Regions from separate parts of the Mus musculus genome. Here region 2 is linked to region 1. Evidence: chromatin loops called from intact Hi-C (ENCODE). Cell type or tissue: left cerebral cortex. All regions are shown on one strand.

The links. A loop is a pair of places that touch in the nucleus more often than their neighbours do. Peaks named below come from ENCODE experiments on the same cell type or tissue, not always from the same donor. Only the 100,000 strongest peaks of a DNase experiment are listed, where the experiment ranks them.
Region 2: a loop joins it to region 1, with 3 times the contacts of the local background. A loop is called at or near these places in 4 of 42 quality-filtered maps.

The regions. Positions count from the first base shown.
Region 1 is chr15:58,164,500-58,172,499 of GRCm38, reverse strand. It overlaps Gm36112 (a long non-coding RNA gene), which reads right to left and starts at 6,372. Exons shown (of 3, transcript XR_003951636.1): 1 at 6,045-6,372; 2 at 4,420-4,513. In left cerebral cortex, CTCF peaks have their summits at 3,323 (motif pointing right) and 4,015; DNase peaks (open chromatin) are centred at 1,004, 3,954, 4,629 and 7,256; H3K27ac peaks cover 326 bases.
Region 2 is chr15:58,558,149-58,566,148 of GRCm38, reverse strand. Fer1l6 (fer-1-like 6 (C. elegans)) reads right to left here. Exons shown (of 41, transcript NM_001370912.1): 8 at 7,744-7,900; 9 at 6,785-6,971; 10 at 5,484-5,676; 11 at 1,977-2,329. Among named protein-coding and RNA genes, the nearest start is that of Gm36451, 35 kb to the left of the region's middle. In left cerebral cortex, a CTCF peak has its summit at 4,306; no DNase peak of the experiment used is centred here.

The DNA.
Region 1 (8,000 bases):
GTGGTAGGAGAAGGATTGTGGGAAGGAGTGACCAGGAGGGAGGCAGTGAGATGGACATAAAGTAAATAAGTAGAGGGGGGACAGCCTGGTCTACAAAGCCAGTCCAGGACAGCCAGGGCTGGTTACACCGAGAAACCCTGTCTTGAAAAACAAAACAAAACAAAACAAGTCGAATTGGGGGCTAGGAAGCAGCTCAGCAGTTAAAGCATTTGCTAACCAGGATAACTGGGGTTAGCTCCCCAGAACCCATGTGACTACCAAATGCCTCAGAAGGTGGAGACAGAATCACCAATCATGAACACGTGATCTAAGTACGGATACAGGAAGGGGAGTAGAGACAGTGGTATTTCAGGAATAAAATCTTTTTCTTTAAATAATATATGTATCAAAATAGAGATATAGATAAATATATATAAAGAGCAGCCAATAAGATGGCTCAGTAGGTAGATGTACTAGCCACCAAGCCCAGCATCCTGAGTTTGAGCCCTGGGATTCACGTGGTGGATGGAGAAAAGCAATTTCTGCAAGTTATCCATGCACTAAAGAAATCATTTTGGGGCTGGTGAGATGGCTCAGTGGGTTAGAGCACCCGACTGCTCTTCCGAAGGTCCAGAGTTCAAATCCCAGCAACCACATGGTGGCTCACAACCATCCGTAACGAGATCTGACTCCCTCTTTTGGAGTGTCTGAAGACAGCTACAATGTACTTACATATAATAAATAAATCTAAAAAAAAAAAAAAGAAATCATTTCGTTTTTCATTTTAAAGGCCATTTATTTATGCATTTATTTCTACATACACAGATAGAGGCAGCCCAGAGCTAGTCTCTCTCAGCCGCTGATTCACACAGCCTCCTAGAAAGAGGAGGGCGTGGAAAGTCAGAAGCAGGTGTCTCCAGGCACCGGGGACAGAAGGCAAAGGCCAGGGGGAGGGCACAATCTAGTGGCGACCAGAGGCCCTCAGCCAGCTGCCACATCCTGATGAACCAGACTTGGCAGATGCCAGTGACGGTGACAGCGGCCGTTCCCCACCCACGTGAAAGTGTGTGTGGCTCACCCTTCCTGCACTCCCCCAACTTGCCTTGGGTTGTTTTAATTATATTTTACAAGTCAGCCTTTTCTTCACTTCAGAATGATTCTACACAGCCCCTGTTTCCTTCCAAGAGGCAACAGAGCATCCAAAATACAGACTATAGAGTCAGCCAGCCCGGCCCTCTGGTTACGGTGGACAGTGTGCCAACCTGGGGTAGGCCTCAGTTCTCTCATCTGCAAAATGGGTGTGATGACGCAGTCTGTGATGGCACTCACAGAGAAGAGTGACTGAGTTGACACTTTCTGTGTGGTAAGATGCATCCCTGTGGTTGTCCAACTTGGGATAGGCTTTACAGAAGCACCCGTTGTGATTCACTAGGGTCCACTTGGTGTTCTCTGCTTAGTGTTATGGGCCTGAGAAAGACAAAGAGAAACAGCCAGCTCACGCCTCACCATAGTGCTAGTTTAAGCCAGTGGTATCAACCATTTTTTCAGAAAACATCTGTTTTAAACTGAAACCAGATTTATGTCTCAGGAGCTAAAAAGTTGCCTGAAACAGTAGATTTTACCTGAAAGTCATCAGAGGAAAGAAGTAGACTTGGAAAGAGCCGTATGATCTAGTTGGGAGCCAATACTTAAAAAGAAAATCATCTTTTCACATTTGTAGTCCAAACTGAGACCTCCCAGCAAGCTGCTCCCAATTGGCTCATCATGACGTGTCTGCTGAATGTGTGGGACTAAGTCCATCAAGTCAATCAGCCAATCAATCAATCAATCAATAAGTAAGTAAGTCATGTTACATAGCTCTGAGATGGAGAGGCCAGAGAGGAGCACTACGGCAGGAGAATTGTAAGTTTGAGGCCAACCTGGCAAGATCCTATCTCAGAGAAAACAAACTCGGTCATCCTAGCTCTCAGGCAGCTGAAGCAGGAAAGTGACAGCAACTTCAAATCTAGCCTGGGCTACATATGAGACCTGATATCAAAAAATTAACCAAGAAACAAAGAGATGGCAGATCATATTTGAGAGCCCCACATACTAGGGTAAAACTACGGAGATGTAAAGCAATATTTACAGTAATCCACAGTCTAATGGGAAGAAATAAAATATCACATTTTTTTCTCCTATTCAGAAGCTAGGTTGAACAGTGAGTGTGTGTGTGCACACGTGCGTGCGTGTGCATGTGTGCATGTGTGCGTGTGCGTGTGTGTGTGTGCATGCATGTGCATATGTGTTGAAAGTATATGGGGAACTATGGAGGAAAGGGGGTGACTAAAAGAGAAAAGGAGGGAGCTGGAGAAATGACTCAGCGGTTAAGAGCACTGACTGCTCTTCCAGGGGTCCTGAGTTCAATTCCCAGCAACCACATGGCAGCTCACAACCATCTGTAATGAGATCCGATGCCTCTTCTGGTGTGTCCGAATACTGCTACAGTATATATAAAATAAATAAATAAATAAATAAAAATTTCTAAATAAATAAATAAATAGAGAAGGAGAGATGAGGACAGATAGCAGAGGATAACAAGGGGACTTCTCTGAGGAGAAGGGGAGAGGCAATTGGGGGAAGGGATTAGTAAGAGTGAGGCTGGGAGGAGGGAGAGGGGCTGTGACCAGGATGTTAAGTGAATTTTTTTTAATTATTGAAAAGAATGATAATGGAGGGTAAATAAGACCATATAAATAGTTAATATATATAAAATGTCATAACGAAACCTACTATTCCTATGCTCACTAGAAAAAAATTAAAAAGAAAAATACTCTTCTGCAATCAGGTATACATGGTGTAGTGCAGCCACCCTGACATTTAACATGTTTACTGAGTCAGCTTTTCTGCACCCAGGTCCTCGTGCATGCACAGCATGGGGTGAAAGCAGCAAGTTCTCATAGGACTGTTGGTCACACTGAACAGAGGAAAGCTCCTTGCCAGGCGTGGTACACGCACCTCTAATCCCAGCAATGGGAAGGCAGAGGTCAGCTGGGTCTCTGTGAATTCAAGGACAATCGGTCTCCATAGTGACCTCCAAGAGAGCCAAGCTGCATAGAGAGACTATCTCCAGGGAGGAAAAACAAACAAACAAACCAACCAGAGAAGGGGAAGGAGGGGTGAGAGGGCAAGCAGGTGGGCACCTGAGACAGTAAACTGAGAAGTCCATCAATACTCAAGTTATTCGCCGATTTTGTATTGGGAGCTGAGGCACTGGCCTAGGCATGATAAATGCCTGATCTTCTAGATTCTGCTAACTGGGTTCTGGTTTTGTTTTGTTTTTTTAAGATTTATTTATTTACTTATTTATTATATATAAGCACACTGTAGCTGTCTTCAGACACACCAGAAGAGGGTGTCAGATCTCATTACAGATGGTTGTGAGCCACCATGTGGTTGCTGGGATTTGAACTCAGAACCTCTGGAAGAGCAGTCAGTGCTCTTAACCACTGAGCCATCTCTCCAGTCCCTGGGTTCTGTTTCATGTCACATTTTTTGAGAGGAGGAAGCTGAGGCCCTGGGGAACACGTAGAGCTCTCTCAGAGCACTCAGTAGCAGTGGGGTTCATTTAAACTGAGCCTATGAATGACCAGTATGCTGGGCCCTCCTGGGAATACAAAGACCCAAAGCAGGGACTGATAAAACATTGTCCTAAAATACCTCATGACTCAGTAATCTGGCTCTGACTTTAAAATTTTTAGATCAAACATCAGATTCTAGGGTCTGTAGCATGTACAAAGGGGCCTGCCCTGACACACTGAGTCTCCAGTCTTGCATCTGTTCCTCTTCTCAGATCACCGGCTGCCGCTTATCCAGGCTGCTGTTTGGAACTGGATGCCACACCCTTCAAAGGTGAATTTCCAGTCCTCGAAGCAAACATCGTGCTTGCTCATGATTTTATATAATCATCTCAGCCCCCAAAGAATGCTGGTTTATAGCTGCTGTCTTGTAGGCTGGATAGGAAAATGTGGACAACAGCCCCATCTGCCTGCGAAATAGAAGCAATCTCTAAAAAGCAGCCAACACTGTAGAGAAGCCATGCAAAACATACACTCGTAATAAATAATCAGACTCAGGCTACCCTGACTGGAACATGGCTGTGGCCTCATAAAGAGCATTGTCCCTAATTCGCAGTTTTATATTTAGTTGAATCGTTTCCCTATTTATAATATTCAGTAATTTTAATCAGTAAAATCTTGGTTCTGTTTTTCCTCCCTTTCTTCTCCCTTTTCCCCCCAACCCCCCCCCCCAGAGCCTTGCCAGTACTAGGCCATTGCTCTATCACTAGAATACTTGCCAAGATGTATTTTCCAACTTTTTCTATACTCGAGTTGAAACTATGTATTATAAGATTAGCAACTCACCAATGAAGTCGCCCGGATTATCACCATGCATACTTACTTCGCTGATCCCACATCATCTCATCTGCAAAGTCAGCCTTGCTGGTTACAGTGACATACATGCTCACGTGCCAGGGTGATTGGGACACTGCCTGCTGTAGATCCCCAGCGTTAATGACCTTAGCCAACTACATCGACTACATCCTCCATTGCCCCTCCCAGCTCTGCCCATACCTTTACCCAGTTTGTTAATCTCTCTTCCGACTATCCCATCAGAGTGCTGGCTTCCTTCCAGGACCTAGCGACCAGATTGTACCCTGACCTGCATTTCCAGCTTCAGTAGTCCCTAGGTCCCATATAAGCATGGGTCTTGCCAATCTCTTCAGCTACCAAACCTTTCTTGAGGAGTTGACATCCAAATCGCCCTGGCAAAGGACCCAGTATGAGGCGAAAGGCCCAGAATGCCCTCATCCTGCTATGCTCCAGACAGTCACCCTCGTTCAGGTCTTTGAATTTATCAAGTTCTTACCCTTAATCTCTGTGCCTTTATGGAGTCCCTTCTTCCTAGGCCCTTTCTCACTGCTAAATGTCACCTACTCAGAGATGACTTCCACCACTATATTGTGCAAAGTAAGATCTGGATGCACACACCATGGTTTAAATTTATTATTTTATCTTTTAATTCTTTTATAATGCCATTTAACTTATTATGTAACTATCTGAGTGTTTGTTTGTTTGTTTTTAATGTACTCTCTACTTGATTGCTAGTTCCTTAAGAAAAAGAAATGTGTCTCAACAGTCTTTGGGTGACTCTTACAAAGCATTTGTTACATGTGCTGTGTAGTTATGTCTTAGACTATTAGAAGCAACAGTTAGACTTTATTTTAGTGTGATCCGATTCCCATTGTTCATGAACTCCCAACCAGCTGTGACCCCGACTGTACTTCCATCATACTGCATGCAAAACGTTGAGTATAAACCATTTCAATAGAGATTTAGGAATGCTGAGCACCTGTCTCTTTCACAAGACAAAGATGAAAAACAGCATCCTTTGGTTGCTATGTGTAACTATTAACTGGAATTGTGATGTGTATTACGGACTAAGCACTACGATCAATTTACTTCAAAGCTCCCGTTCACTTCTCACAACAGCTCTATAGTCATAGATCATACTGTCCTTCTTTCCTTCTCCATTGCTGTGATAAACACCGTGACCAAAACTCAACTTGAGGAGGAAAGGGTTCATTTAAGCATATAACTTCCAGATCACAGCCCGACAGTGAGGGACCTCCGGCAGGAACCTAGAGATAGGGGCTGAAGCAGTAACCATGAGGGAATGCTGCTAACTGACTCGCTTCCCACGGCTTGCTCAGCTTGCTTTTTCTTGTGTAACCCGGGACTATCTGTCTAGGAGTGGCACCACCCACAGTGCCACATCAATTGTTAAGAAAATGCCCTACAGACCCACCCACAGGGCAGTCTGATGGAAGCGATTCCTCAGCTGAGGTCGTCTCTTCCCAGATGACCACGGTTTATGTCAAATGCTACCTAGGGCATCATACCATCTCTTGACGATTAATTTTGATTATCAGCTTGATAGCGAGGCACCTAGTAAAGCATAAAGCACACCCTCAGATCTGTCTGTTGGAGTCTCTCCAGAAACTATTAGCTCTTAAGGACACTGACCTGATGAAGGGATCCATCCTTTGGTGGAGTCATAGTAAAATGGCGTAATCAGGTTGTGATGAGAGGTGAGAGGCAAGGACTAGCTGGAAAAAAATAGGTCCCTGGGAGTATGTTCTTGGGAACATATCCTGCCCTGACCTCTTCCTGCCTCCCACTTCCTCTGCTTCCTGCCTACCATGACACGAACTACTCTTGACCTCTCTGCCATGGTGGACTGATACCCAGGAAACAGAGCTCAAATTTTCTTCTCTGAAACTGCTGCTGTCAAGTATTTTTTTTTTCTGAAAATTAATACATCAGCTAAGAACACAGATTTTAGAATCAGGATTTAAATGCACATGCAAACCCTTGCAAACTCTTCAACCTTAAGTTCCGTTTCTTCAGCTAGAAAATTAGTGAGTGGAATGGGTGTGGGGTGGGGGATGGGGAGAGGGTGGAAGAGCACCCTCTCAAAGGCTAAGGGGAGGGAAGATGGGGTGAAGAACTCTGGGGGGGGGATACTAGGAGGAGGGTCAACACTTGGAATGTAAATAAAATAATTTTTAAAAATCAGGGAAGGGAAGGGGAAGGGGAAGAGGAAGGGGAAGAGGAAGGGGAAGGGGAAGGAAAGAAAATTAGTATCATCATGGTAATCACAGGTTATGAGTGTTGCCAGTGTTAAATGCATATGCATATCCTAGTTAACATTAACTGTCACTGGACACAGCTCGGAATCACCTGAAAAATAGTCTCAATTGAGTAAATGGTTTTAACAGGTTGTTCTACGGGCATCTCTCTGATGGAGTGTCTTGACTGCAAATGGATGTAGAAGGCACAGCCCACTGTGAGCGGCACTATCCCCTGGACAGGAGGACCTGGGCTGTGTAAGAAAGCTAGCTAAGTATGAGGCGGCGATTGGGCAAGCAAGGAGCATTCCTCTAAGGTTTCTGTTTGAGTCTCTCTGCCCTAACTTTACTCAGTGATGGGCTGTGACCTGCAAGTGTAAGCCACACAAACACTCCTCCCCTCAGTTGTTTTGGGGCGGAGAGTTTTATCACAGCAACATAAACAACAGGATGTAATGATGTAACACTTATGTTTAGCTCAGTGCTTGGCACATAGAAAGTGTCTCCGTGGGGTGATGTTAGTTACCTTGTCACAAACTGGCCTTCAAGGGCCTTCTGATGAGATAACACACCATACTGCTTCCAGCACAGAGAATGAGTGAGTCACCCAGCAGAGCTCCTCCTTGAGGAGGTCAGAGTCAATCTGCTAGGAACTCATCCTTGGAATCCAGAAGAAGCCGGTAAACGCATTCCTCCAAACGACTGTGTGCAGTTTATGGTCCAAGCACCACCATAAAATCACGTTCCCATTTCCTTTTTTGAAATAGCTATCTGTGTTCCCTGAGAGAAGCCCTGAATTTCTATAGTTCCTGAAATGTCCCCAAATTCTCTGGAGAGAAGGCATGCATTTTTTTAAAACTAGGCTGAACTTCAAGAGGAAAAGCATGAGGTTAAATTCCCTGAAGCTATGACAGTGTAACTCATTTCCTGTTTTGCTCAACTGTCTAGACAGATCTCATAAGCATTAGGTTAAAAAGAGCAGGTTACATATGAATGTGGCCACAGGGAGATTGCAGGCTTGTACCTTTGTCTAGCGACTCCCCTGAAGCAGGGTGTTTCCCCTTTGCTACGACTCTTTCCATTAAGCCCTAAGAAGCTGTCTTTCTTTATATATAGTTTTATTTATTATGCATATATATATATATATATATATATATATATATACACACACACACACACACATATAAATTGTTTGGTTGGTTTTTGGTTTTCTGAGACAGGGTTTCAAACAGCCATAGCTGTCCTGGAACTCACTCTATAGACAATCAGGCTGGCCTCAAACTTAAAGAGATCAGCCTGCATCTGCCTCCTCAGTGTTGGGATCAAAGGTGTGGGCTGCCACCACCCAGCT
Region 2 (8,000 bases), 390 kb before region 1:
ATCTACTCTGGCTGCGGGAGACAGAGGATTTGTTCCTTACAAGAAGAAGGAGCACAGTAGAAATGTCAGCCTGTGGTGTCATGGCTTGGTCATGGCCATTCTCTCTCTTAGGTCACCACCTTCGGGGAAGGCAACCAACTACCAAGTCATAAGGATTATCAGAATTTATGGGAGGCCTCCAGAGTAAGGAACTGCATTCTCATATCAATAACCAACAAGGTACTAAGGCCTCCTGAGTATCAGGCAGCCATCTTGGGAGATGGGTCCTTCTGTCCTGTGAAACCTTCAAAAGATCATAGCCTCTGCCAAGATCTTGGGAGCTTGTCTGGAGGTTCGAGCAAGGGAACACAGCTACTCCTATACCCTTGACTGAAGACTGTTCCTCCTCTATTCCGGGAAGGCCACCAAGCTTCAGGAGGGATGCACAAGGAGTGGCAAGGGAGTAAGGGAGCACTTGCCTACCTAGCTAGATCAGCCACATCAACTCTCGCAATCAATGGGGTGACAATGTCACAACTAAATCACCCTCACATCCACTTTACCAAGATCTTTCCTCCAAGGAATGTCTGACTCAGAACCATTTGTATTAAGGAATCTCCAAACTCCTCATTCACAGGAAAACAAGCATTTGATGTTTCAAGCAGCTAAGCTTTGGGCACTCTCAGCAAATAGCCTTAAAAAAAGATTTATTTATTATTATATCTAAGTACACTGTAGCTGTCTTCAGACACCCCAGAAGAGGGTATCAGATCTCATTATGGATGGTTGTAAGCCATCATGTGGTTGCTGGGATTTGAACTCAGGACCTTCAGAAGAGCAGTCAGTGCTCTTAACTGCTGAGTCATCTCTCCATCCTCACAGCAAATGATCTTAAGGATGTTGATTTAGATTCTGAATATTTCCCTAGCTTCATTTTTCTTGGCTATCCCTATAAAACCTGGCCCACAGCAGGAATGGTCACCGATGTAGGAAACATGTATGTGAGTGGCCATTCAGCTACCTGCAAATTTAAAGACAAATTTCTAATGTTGGCTTTTATTCTGAACACACACACAGACACACACACACAGTGAGAAAGAGAGAGAGAGAGAGAGAGAGAGAGAGAGAGAGAGAGAGAGAGACCCACGCAGACAATGCCAGTTCTATCACAAACAAACCGATAACACATATTTCCAGATGAGAGTCCAAAGGGGGGGGGGTGCTGCTGAAAGAGTCAAGACACAAACAATAGGTGGCAAACTCTAAATAGCTCCATCTTGGTAGAGGGAGCCGACCATGGATAATAGCCAGAAAGACATTGCACACCTAGCCATGTGCACACTATACAATCTGACGGCAATTTATATATACTTTCTCATCAGCCTTTAGATGTTGTCTATGACAGTGACCTATATGACCTCGTTTAGCTGAAGACAAAATGATAACTCAGGGCAGTGTTGGAGTTAGAGCCATGAGTAGAACTAATGCCAAGGTTCCAACCCCGGGCTCCAAGTTCTCTGCAGTGGCTTCCTGAGATCGCAGAAAAAAAAATTAATAGCTCCTGCAAAGTAAAGATGGGTCTCCTACTGCACTTCTGAGGTCTGCTCAGTCTCCAGAGAAATGGACAGCTCTGTGTAAGCCATCATTGCCTCCCTGTTGACCCGGATATTGCAGCTGCAGCTAAATCAAACTATACAGGCAGAGTTTCCTCGTCCAGCCTACCAGCACTCCTAATACCTCCAGCTACTTTTTCGTTTCCTTTTTTGAGTTCCCATGGAGTCCATGCTTGAGAGATTCTGAAGAAATTCATCATAAGCAGATGGCAGTGCTATTGCATGAACTGAGAACATGCCCAAAGATTCAGCACTAGGCCAACACAATTTTACCAGGAAGAAGAGACCAATACAGGAGGTCTTCTGGAGCCTGTGACAAGTACTGTCTCCCTTTGCCCTGGGTTCTGCTACCATCAGGGATGGAGGAGCAGCGCTTGGACCTACCTCTGGGGGGACTGCGAAAGATTCCACCTCCACTTCGGTGGAGTTGGTTTTGTCAGTAGTCTGCTGGGCTTTGCTGTCATCAGCTTTGTCAGCCTTGTCCTTACTGGAGCCTTTAGAAGATTTGGAGTCTTTGTCTTTGGAAGACAGCTTCAGTTCCTTCAGGGCCTTGGAGAACTTAGACTCCTGGGCCCCACCTGAAAGGATCTCCACAGCAATTTCCACTAAGATCCGGCCCCTGAAGGACACACCCTCCCCAAAGCCTTCATTCAACTCCTGGTAGTCATCCATGAGACTGTGGTTCCTAGGAGAACCATACAGGTTAATCCAGGCAGGTCCAAAAGTGGGAAGAAAACCTAGGGAAAACCTGAGTGTTAGTAACTGGCTGTACAAAGACATCCTCTCCAAAGACAATATTTTGCTCAATTTCCATCTAGTCTCTCTTTTGCACATTTACACTTTTTCACATTTGTAATATTGTAGAGGCCATTCCTGTACATATGTAGAAGATGCACACCTTGGTCTTCTTGTGAACCCTAAAGAACTGGAGTAATGGCTATCCCAAAAGCTGCTGTCTGTATGTGGGTATGTTCTTCCAGCTGGGCTACCTTGTCTGGCCTCAGTGGGAGAGGATGCGCTTAGCTCCCGGAGAGACTTGAAATGCCAAGGTTGGGGGATGCCCAGGGAGGTTGCACCTCCCCAGAGGAGAAGGGGAGAAGGGAATGGAAAAAGGATTGTGGGAGGGAGGGGGCAGGAGGGGAGGCAGTGAGCAGGATGTAAAGTAAGAAAAAATAAAGTTAAATTAAAAAAAATATTATACAGGCCACTTTGCAACCTTCTGTCGCCATTTAGCCATTAAATGTTTATCTATTCTTAACGTGAGCCAGGACGCTTGCTCGATGCCAACCATGGAGTTCAGCCGAGGACACGCTGATACAAAGATTGAACAAAGAAATGTTTATATAAATATTTACAATATCAATACTATGCATCTTCTATTGTAAGAAAAACTGATAGGCTGATGGAGCATGGATGGATGGGAAAGGGGCTGTAAACCAGTGATGGAGCATGGAGGGAGGGGCGGGGCTGTAAACTGTGATGGAGCATGGAGGAAGGGGCGGGGCTGTAAACTGTGATGGAGCATGGAGGGGGGGCGGGGCTGTAAACTGTGATGGAGCATGGAGGGAGGGGCGGGGCTGTAAACTGTGATGGAGCATGGAGAAAGGGGCGGGGCTGTAAACTGTGATGGAGCATGGAGGGGGGGCGGGGCTGTAAACTGTGATGGAGCATGGAGGGGGGCGGGGCTGTAAACTGTGATGGAACATGGAAGAACAGGGCGGGACTGTAAGCCAGCTGGAAAAAGTTTGGAGCCAGAGATACATGAGAAGAGTTTGGACAGGTAAGAGGCCTTAGACCTTGTTCTGACTTTTGCTCACTATCTTAGTATCATTAAGAATATTTTAAAGGGGGTGGGTGGATATGGGGGACTTTTGGTATAGCATTGGAAATGTAAATGAGTTAAATACCTAATAAAAAATGGAAAAAAAAAAAGAATATTTTAAAGGGATTTTAATCAAATCTATAATGTAACCATGTCTCTTAAGACCAGTGGTTCTCAACCTGTGGGTCACAGCTCCTTTGGGGGTCGCATACCAGATACTTATATTACAATTTACAATAATAGCAAAATTGAAGTAATAACAATAATACGTTTATGGTTGGGGCTCACCACAACATGAGGAGATGTATTAAAGGGTCACAGCATTAAGAATGTTGAGAATCAGTTAAGACCATTGTCGCTACCATGTGAAGGTTTGCAAGAAAGGACGTGGGAAAACTGCTTTGGGAACGATTTTATCATGAAAGCTAAGGATACCGTAGTTTGGACTAGGGTGAGGTGGTAGAGGTGGTGAGAAATGAATGTTCAAAAAATATTTCCTAAACATAGACCTGAAAAGACCTGGTGGTTTTAACTTATTCCTGCCATAAGGGTTTCTCTCAATATAGACCATCTGAAAAAATATATGACATCCATGAGAACATCTATCAACACAACGGCCCTTTATTTTTCAGTACTGGAAATCAAACCCGAGGCTTCTCACATTGTTGGCAAGAGCTATGACCCCTGACCTACACCTTCTTGTGCTCGCGTTTCTTTCTGAAAGACAAAACAGAGTGACATTTCAGAAGACTCAACTGTGTGGGTGCAAATTGCAGCCTTGGGACTTTCGGCTGCACGAGACTGGACAAACTTCTTAACTTCCTTGTACCTCAGTTTCCCCATGTGGAGGAAAAGCTAATAGTGCCTAACTCATCTGTCAAGATTAACAAGATAATGTCCACTAGGTGTCTCACACGGGCCCTTAAGGCATGCCCCCACTCATGCAAAGAAATAGGGAGTCATAATTTGCTTATCAATTCCCCCATAGTTGTCAAGAAGACATTTTTCTTTCTATCTAAATGTCTCTTTTCCACCACCCTGACTTCTGCAGACTAGATTCTATCCCTCGGATTCAGTTCTCCTTTCGGCAAACTTAAAGAAGCAGAAAAATTATTGTTAAAAGGATAGAGAAGATTTTTATCGTCCCTGATGTCTACTTGAAAAACACAAACATCTGTCTTTCTGAGCACCATCCAGAGGCTTCTAAAATGCTGTGAATAAAACAACTTAACATCTAGCTGAGACAGTGTAGATGGATGAGTGTGTTTTTTATATAAAGTGGTAAGTGTTGCTGTAATATGAAGAAGTAGAGAACATACATTCACTGAGGGCTTTCTGTAATGCCAGTCTGTGATTGGATATAAGAATATACAAGTCTCTGCTCTTGGAAAATATTCATCTAGTTAAAAAAAATGAAATAGTTGTACTGATGTCATCTTTACATGACTTAGTGTAATTATATATGTATGTGATATATAGGTATGTATATTTGTCAACCAACATACATATGCAGTGCAGAGAAAGGTGGTCATGAATTTAAATGGTAGTTAATTTAGAACTTCTTACGTACTAATGGGCCTTTAGAAATCGAGTCATATACTGAGTGGGGGTTCTTTCCCTCCCTGCCACCTTCAAAGCTTCGTGGATTACCTGAGGCTCTCCCAGATCCCTGAGTGCACAGTCACCCACAGCCCCTGCCACCCTCAAGCTCACATGTTCCCATCAAGTGACTGGGGACATAATTTTTATGTATGCTAAAACATGTTTGCATTGAACACATGCACCATACAAAGACACATATCAGGACTGGCTGGCCTATAGATTTTTAGCTTGCCAACCTTTGGTTTTATCTGACTTCCTTTTTCTTAGTAGAACAGGGACACATCACAGCTAGGTAGCAATAGTCATGGGAGACCTAGGACCAGACCTTGGTTCCATCATGAGCTTAACCAAGCCAGGCCACAGAGCACAGAACCATGAAAGGTGTTAGTACCTGCATGATCTTCTCTCTTTAAAGGTGACTGTGGTTTTGAGACCTACTTCTGAGTCAGACACACAAAACTCTCTACCTTTATCCCCGTCCTGCTCATTGGAGATTTTCTTCAGGTCTATGAAGTGAGTTGCCAGAGCTACGTCGTTCATGCTGCCTTCATCCCACACCTGAATTTTCACCCTCCGGCACAGGGGAGGGAACATTTCCTTGAAGACCACCTGCTCGTGCCACACAGGATCAGCACAATTCTTTTGCACAGAGGTTCGCCCCTGAAAGTACAGGAGCCAGGAGGATGTGAGCCATGGAGATAAATGACTAAAGAAAATCCTTCAAAGCATCTAGAGATGTAAAGGGAATTAATCAAAGATCATGGACTTGCCTCCCTGACACTTGTGAAATTAACTACAGTCTATTAACATGACTGCTGGCCTAGATGTTATGCAGGGCACTGGGGCAAAGGTGAATCGTTGTCCTTGGAAGTTTCTACTCAACAGGTAAGTGTTGAGGTGACTACCTCTGTTATAAATAGGGGCTGTTCCATGAGTCTTCAGGAAAGCAGCAAACATAGCTAGACCCTGAGGTCATGCCTACATAAAGACCAGGTTAAACATCACGTCTGACCTTGAGTGAATCAAAGCCATATCCTGGGATTCAGTTTCCTCATTATAGAACAGAATGATGTCCTATGTGCCCTTTAAATTCAATCCAAGTTAGACACACTCCAGCGTTTACTCCTGCTGATAGGAAGGGACAGGGGCATGCTTTGAAAGCACATGTTATTAAAAGTTCCAAAGTCCAGTAAGGCACACTGCAGCTTTGACCACAAACCTAGACCTTGAATCTTCCAATGGCCCTTAAGAAAAGAACAGAGGTATCTAGGGCCTTAATTCTCCCTACTTTTGGTTGAGAATAATAACAACTGACTAGAGTTTTTTTTTCCCCCTTCCTTTAAATCAGTTAATAGAGGACCTGAGCAGATAGTTTGGTGGGTGGAAGTGGCCCCCATAGATTCTCATATGCTAGAATGCTTGGCCTTAGGGTTATATAGGAAGATGATTGCCTGGGAAATGGAGAAATGAGTTAGGAGAGAGTGGTAACTCTACAGGGCCTGGTACTTGTTTAGAGAAGTAGCCAGCTGTGAGGAAAGAGGTTTTTCTACCTGGCCCTAAGTTGCAACACTTCCAGCCTTAGCTCTTTTCCACAATCCCCAGTGAGGCCTGAGTGAGCAACTGACCTCTGCATCTCTGATACCTACTGCCTCCCCTTCTGGTGACAAGGTTTTCTCTTAGGCACTTTTACCTTAACTTCATTTGATTAAAACTGTTCTGGATTCAGAGCAAGATATAACTGCCACTGCTGGTGACAAAGTTTCCTCACCGTCTGCCCAGCAAAGGACACCTCCACAAAGGGATCCACAAGGTCCTTACTGTCACCCACAAATGCTTTGGTGACATTTGCCATAATGCTGGAGTTCATTTTGGGTAATCCTTCTGCTCGGTAGAGTCTCACGTAGAACCTGGCCCAAGGTCTCTCTGATGGAAACCCTTGAGGGATCAAAAGGTTCCTAAAGGGAGACAAGAAAATTTTAAAACGAAAAGGTCTGCCAGTCAAGAGGAGAGAGAAAGGGTGGGTACAGGCTGAAGGCAGGGAGAAAGAAAAAACTGGGTATAGAATAGCACTGGGGTCCATCACTAAACCAAGTTTTCTTTCTAGAATTTAAATTCTTTTTTTTTTTTTTTTTTTTTTTTGGTGTGTGTCATAAACCAGTGGTTGAAAGTATGTTTCTTTCAAAGAAAAAAAAAAAACCCAGCTACATGTGAATAAATCATGTAATCTCAAGAATGGCTTATCTATGTAATGCAGGCATGTAAGGATCAGGGAACATGGAAGGCATGGTTGAAGGACTGTCAAAGCCAGAGGACTGGACACTTGCTGCAGAGTAGTCTTTTCTTTAAACAACAGCAGAAAGGACAGGAAGTAAGGGGTACATAGGAAAGAGGGGTTTGATCTGGAAATGGCAGAATGGAGGAGTGTGGGTGAATATGATCAAGGTACATTATATAAAATTCTCAAAGAAATAGTAGTAATAATAATGATAATAATAATAATAACAACAACAACAATAATAGAATGGCTTTTGTCTGAAAATCCAAGCTCCCAAAAGAGCCATGGCTTTGAGAAGGTGCGTTCAGACATCCGACAGAGCTGAGTCTCTGATTGGCAGGCCATGAGCTTGGCAGTTCTCACACACCCATTCAGAACAGAGTAGAGATGGGAAAGAGACATAAAGGGGGCATAGAATTTCTCTTTTATGGCTCTGGTTGGAGCTATCTTACTTCTCTATTTGCTCCTCAGCATCGGAGGTTTTGGGGTTGGTCTTTAAGATGTCACCTTTCCCAGTCACACTGATGTCACACTTCAGGTAGCCCTTGGTGCCAGTCCTGATGTCACCGGGGTCTGTAAGCAGTGCCCACTTGTCGCAGAACTGATGACCTAGGAACACACCTTATAAGTACTGTCCTTTGCAGATGGACAGTGGCTCCCTCATTCCCTCCCATATCCCCAGGGTCCTGGTCTCGTCTTTCTCTAATAC